Linked DNA regions of Homo sapiens: region 1 is linked to region 2. A link is a contact called in ENCODE Hi-C data. All regions are on one chromosome and are shown on one strand. The core of a region is the stretch at or near the end of the contact, and the rest is flanking DNA. Distances in the headings are between cores, read along the strand shown. Region 1 overlaps PDZD2 (PDZ domain containing 2). Region 2 overlaps PDZD2 (PDZ domain containing 2).

The links. A loop is a pair of places that touch in the nucleus more often than their neighbours do. Pooled maps may share reads with other maps.
Region 1: a pooled map shows a loop between it and region 2 (3-fold over the local background). The contact joins two enhancer-like sites. A Hi-C loop is called at or near these places in 1 of 168 maps with a recorded cell type or tissue (K562), 2 of 37 single-sample maps with no recorded cell type and 6 of 50 pooled maps.

Annotation. Positions count from the first base shown.
Region 1 is chr5:32,097,151-32,099,850 of GRCh38, reverse strand. It overlaps PDZD2 (PDZ domain containing 2), which reads right to left. Exons shown (of 25, transcript NM_178140.4): 22 at 2,471-2,572; 23 at 1,217-1,487. It overlaps LOC105374711 (a long non-coding RNA gene), which reads left to right. Exons shown (of 4, transcript XR_007058716.1): 3 at 1-1,540; 4 at 2,006-2,700. Among named protein-coding and RNA genes, the nearest start is that of GOLPH3, 76 kb to the left of the region's middle. RefSeq lists an enhancer at 948-2,147. Within about 2 kb of position 1,355, at least 7 of the 41 ENCODE cell types and tissues checked have a DNase peak (open chromatin) inside an H3K27ac peak, as active enhancers do.
Region 2 is chr5:31,662,316-31,665,015 of GRCh38, reverse strand. The region is part of intron 1 of PDZD2 (PDZ domain containing 2); the gene reads right to left. Among named protein-coding and RNA genes, the nearest start is that of PDZD2, 25 kb to the right of the region's middle. Within about 2 kb of position 1,320, at least 4 of the 41 ENCODE cell types and tissues checked have a DNase peak (open chromatin) inside an H3K27ac peak, as active enhancers do.

The DNA.
Region 1 (2,700 bases), core at 106-2,605, 430 kb before region 2:
CCTCCAGGCGCTCAGCGTTTGATTGATTGCTCTGCAGGGTCTGCTTCAAGACCAGAGGCCCTGAAGTTGCTGCAGGAATACTGAGTGATTGATTATAAATGACAGAAGGACCATCCAGATCTGAGTTCACGAGGCTTAAAAACTGGCAGCTGTGAGGATGAAGTGGTTTCCTTTGACAGTTTACAAGGATCCCACTGAAAGTCCACCAAGTGGTCGAGACAGTTTTGGGGCAAAGGCAAGCATGACAAGATCTGATGACCAAGGTGTTTCCCTGTATTGAGGAGGGCCTCAGCCCTCTGGAAGAGGGAAAGTGAAATGACACAGAAGGAAGACTGGGGACCATGGAGGCATCTGGACAAGAAGTGTTTCTCATTTGTTAAATGGAATCGGAGCCATTTTCAGCAAGGACTACAAACAGCTCAGGCCACAAGGAAGCCAAGTTGTAGAAAGGAATCCAGCTACCCTTATCAGGGAGAGATGTGGAGAAGGAACAAAAGGCCCCTCCCAGAAGGCACTGCCTAACCCATACCCTCTGCTTTGCCCTCTCGAATAAAAAAAGACGTCACCCCTGAATGCCAAGATGCACGGCACTCCAGACATCTGCAGTACTTAACAGGGCATTAAACAGCTCGCACTGCAGAAACAGACGCTGCACGTGGTTCTGAGGCTCTGAATATGGACGGAACGTAGAAAATCTGTTTCTAAACCTCTTCCAGTGAGTTCTTCTTGGTTGACTAAGGCTGCAATTTCTGTTTTCAGACACAAAATACTCTTGCCCCCTCATTTCCTTCTTTTCTTCTAAACCAGGAAAGAATACAACCTTGCTGTTTCCCAAGGATAAATCTTAGTTCTGGAATTTCTCCTTCAACACTGCTCGCCCCGTCACGTAGTTTCCTGTTTTCCTTACCAGTCCTAACAAGAGGCTGTGAATGTAAGAGATTCCTTCTTAGGACACTTAGGGAAACTGTTCTGCAGTCATTTTAAATCTTCCACAGTACAGCTTGAACTACTGGGGGGATTTTTCTAATTTTCTAATTTTTTTCTAATTTATTTGTAACACTGCTTTTGTAAGCAGCATCCAAACACACTAGACTTCGCTACATTTAATTTTTCAGATCTAGAAGTTAGTTAGCTGTTATTTTCCTTCATGTTCAACCAGAATCTCCTCTTTCTGCAGTAGCTCACAGCCTGCTGGTTGTTGAAATGATCATCTTACCAATGCCAGGCTCCAGGGGGATGGTCTTTCTGGACAGCAAACCCTTCCCATTGGCTGTGGGAGGCTCCTGCCGGGCAGAGGGCCTGGGCTGATCCATCCCTTTCTTGATGACCACGAGGGCATCTTTGTGCAGCTGTGCCTGGTGCAGAACCTTCAGGACATTCCCGTGGGCTAAGCCAGCCAGTGAGGCGCCGTTGACTGACAGAAGGAAATCCCCTCGGTTCATAGTCCCTTCCTGAGAAGCCGCCCCCTGAGAAAACACCCTGTGGACCTGGGATGAGGAAAGGAAAAGGGAACAAAAACCAGATCCACTTACGATTTCCGGTAAAAGGGAGATAGTAACTAACTGCGTATCTGTAGTAAAGGAACCTTCCTTTTTTATTTTTATTTTTTGAGAGGGAGTCTCGCTGTGTCACCCAGGCTGGAGTACAGTGGTGCAATCTCAGCCTCCCGGGTTCAAGCGATTCTCCTGCCTCAGCCTCCTGAGTAGCTGGGATTATAGGCACACACCACTATGCCAAGTTAATTTTTGTATTGTTAGGAGAGACGGACAGGGTTTCACCATGTTGGCCATGCTGGTCTCAAACTCCTGACCTCAGGTGATCCACCCGCCTCGACCTCCCAAAGTGCTGGGATTACAGGCGTGAGCCACCGTGCCGGGTCTTGTAGTAAAGGAACTTTCTAAGGTAGACACTTGCTTTATAAAAAAAAACATACATTCAGTGCGGGGGATGGAACACAAATGTCAATGCCAGTGTCTCCACACATTTTTTTTTAACTCCTTTTTAGTGTCTGACATGGGCCTGGCATCCAGGAGGCAATGGGAATACGAAGATGAATGAGGCCTGGGCTCGTGCAGTGAAGGTGACCCTCTGGATGGTCCTGAAGGCTTTTGAATGATGTAAAATTTTGAGTGACTTTTTGAGACGGGAGTAATTGTATAAACACAAGTTTGGCCAGTTGATTCTAATGTTTTCTACTGCTTAAAATATGGAGGTAAATTATAAGGCTATAGCGAATTGTGTTTATAGGGATTGGAAATGGCCTATACATGTCAGCTCTGTGTTAAAAATGCTTGTCTTTTGTCAACGAAAACCTTACGTACTACTTCTCCCACTTCTCCCTTTTTATGTTGGTAGCTGGGAATGAAATCCAGCAATCTCTGAACCCGCTGATTGGAATTTGTGCCCTGATCACATTCTGAGGCTGCTTGAGGGGGGATTTTCCTGAGAGCCTAATGACTCTGTCACTTACCGTGATTGATTTTGGCTCCACATCTGTCCCTCCTGCCACACTGAATCCCAGACCTGAGCCTTCTTTTCTATTCAAGACTATGAAGCAAACATCTTCTTCATTCTAGTGAAAACAAACAAAAATTATCCTTTGAGCTACAGCTGCAAAAAATTAAGAAAGAAAAACATATCCCCTTGGGCCAGGAGTAAGGAAGCTCTGATGTCAGTCCTCTTGGAGGGGCTTTTCACCAC
Region 2 (2,700 bases), core at 71-2,570:
TGCGGGCTACCTTTTCCAGCTCCCTTTGCATCTGAGCAGGGCTATTTGGTTAGTTCTTGCTAATGAGATGTGAGAGGACGTGAGGTGTTTCACTCCAACCCAAGGCACTTCAGAAGTAGATGCACCTTCTCGCCACCATCTCCTCCCTTCCACCAGTTGGGGGCAGAGTACTCGCAGCCCTAGGACATTGGTGGGGACACAAGATGGAGAGAATCTGAGTCCCTGAATCACCATGTGGAGGAGAGCCACCTGCTGACCAAGGATGAGTGAGATCATGAGAAATCTGGGCTATTTTTCTTGAGGACTTTTTCTTTCCTCTTCCAATTTTCTTTTGTGGTTTTCGGCTCTGTATGACACCCATGCTGGGGAACAGAACCTTGAAACGGTTGTTCCTAGGATGGTCTCTGCCGTCGTATGAATCACAAGACAGCCGGGGCAGGTTTGGCTGTGAACCATTTGTGGCTTTGGTGTAGAAATTTAGTGTGTGTGTGCATGTATTTCTGTGTGTGTGTATGTGTGTGTACGCATGCATGCGCCTGTGTGTGTGTGTGTGTGTGTGTGTGTATGCATGCATGCGCATGTGTCTGTGTATGAGTGTGATGGCCCTGGCCTGTATAAGATTTCTGCTTCCTGGGATTTGAGCCCTGCACTAGGCTGTTTGTGAGAGAGAAATGATTTTTTGTTATGTTAAGCCGTTAAAACTTGGAGGTTTCAGCTGGGTGCGGTGGTGCGTGTCGGTAATCCTGACTACTCAGGAGGCTGAGGTGGGAGGACTGCTTGAGACCAGGAGTTCAAGACCAGCCTAGGCAACACAGCAAGACCCCCATCTCAAAAAAACAAAACAAAACAAAACTTGGAGGTTTAATTGTCACAGCAATAGCAACTATCATTACCCTAATACACAGGCTAGGTAATATTTACTTATTCAATTGTAGATAATGTTCTCTAGACAGTAAGAGACCCCTCTATATCATCACCGCCTAGTAAAAGCTGGATATTAAGTGAACATTTGTTGAATAAAAATAGTCCATTGGTTAGAAAAAGGGCTCAAATCCTAGTAAGCAGTAATCTTCTTACTTTGCCATACGCCATCACACTCACACACAGATACATGTGCAAGCACACACTTGTGCCCGCATACACACACACACACACACACACCCTAAACTTCCACACCAAAGCCACAAACGGTTCAGGGCCAAGCCTGCCCCAGCTGTCTTGTGATTCATACGACAGCAGTGACCATCCTAGGAACAACCCTTTCAAGGTTCTGTTCCCCAGCATGGGTATCACACGGAGCCAAATACCGCAAAAGAAAATTGGAAGAGGAAAGAAAAAGTCATCAAGAAAAATAGCCCAGATTTCTCATGATCTCACCCGTGAGTCAGATTTGCATTTGGGATAACAACTAACCAAGTAGACCAGAACAGTCTGTCTGCAAGATGTGGGCCTGCCAATTTCAACAGCACAGAGAAGGCACGCTTCTTAAACTGGCTTAAAAGGACAAATCTAGTACACTTGTTTATTTTTTTTTCTTAAAAAAATGCCAAGGTAAAACAACCTCCTGTTTAAAAGTAGTTCTATAATTACCTTTTAAACACTGAATGCCAAGTACCTGTATCTTGCCATTTGGGGCAGTGGGGAAAAGTCCTACCAAACGGTCTTCACTGTGTGACCCTTAGAAAGCCACCTCAGCTCTCTGGGTTGAGATTTGTTCATTTATAACATACAAGATTAGAATAGACAATCTCTAAAGTTGGAGGAAGAAATCATCATCAGTGGAAGGGAAACTGAATTTTTCATGCCTTGCAAGTCTTTTACTATTAATGGAACTTATTCCTAACAGAAACAGGATATTTTTTATGGGTAGCTTAATTTAGATCAATTTGTTCATCTAAGACAGAAAGTGAGGTCCAAGGCATTGTGGACGTGAATGGATCTTTAGTAGTGAGGGGCAGGAAAGGGATGATTGTTTTCATGTGAGAGGTGGTGCCGTGGCCTGAATGTCCGTGTCCCACCCTGCAACCCCAAATTCATATGCTGAAATCCTAACCTCCATAGTGATAGCATTAGAAGGTGGGGCCTTGGCCAGGTGAGGTGGCTCACACCTGTAATCCCAGCACTTTGGGAGGCCACAGCGGGTGGATCACAAGGTCAGGAGATCAAGACCATCCTGGCTAACACGGTGAAACCCCGTCTCTACTAAAAATGCAAAAAAATTAGCTGGGCGTGGTGGTGGGCGCCTGTAGTCCCAGCTACCCGGGAGGCTGAGGCAGGAGAATGGCGTGAACCTGGGAGGCGGAGCATGCAGTGAGCTGAGATTGCGCCACTGCACTCCATCCTGGGCTACAGAGCCAGACTCCGTCTCAAAAAAAGAAAGGGGATCCAAGAGAGCTGCCTTGCCTCTTGCCCCATGTGAGGATGCAGCTAGAAGGCACCATCCCTGCCTGGGAGCAAACCCATCCCAGACTCCAAATCTGCTGGTGCCTTGATCTCAGACTTTCCAGCCTCTGGAGCTGCAAGAAATAAATTTTATTTTGTATTTTATTTATAAGCCACTGAGTTTATGGAATTTTTGTTATAGTGGCCCAAAAGGACTAAGACAGGCAGCATGTGGATTCTGGAGCTCCAACTGTGTGTCAGGACGTTTTCTTCTTTTACAGATAAAAGAGGCTTTAGGAATTATTTATTTATTTATTT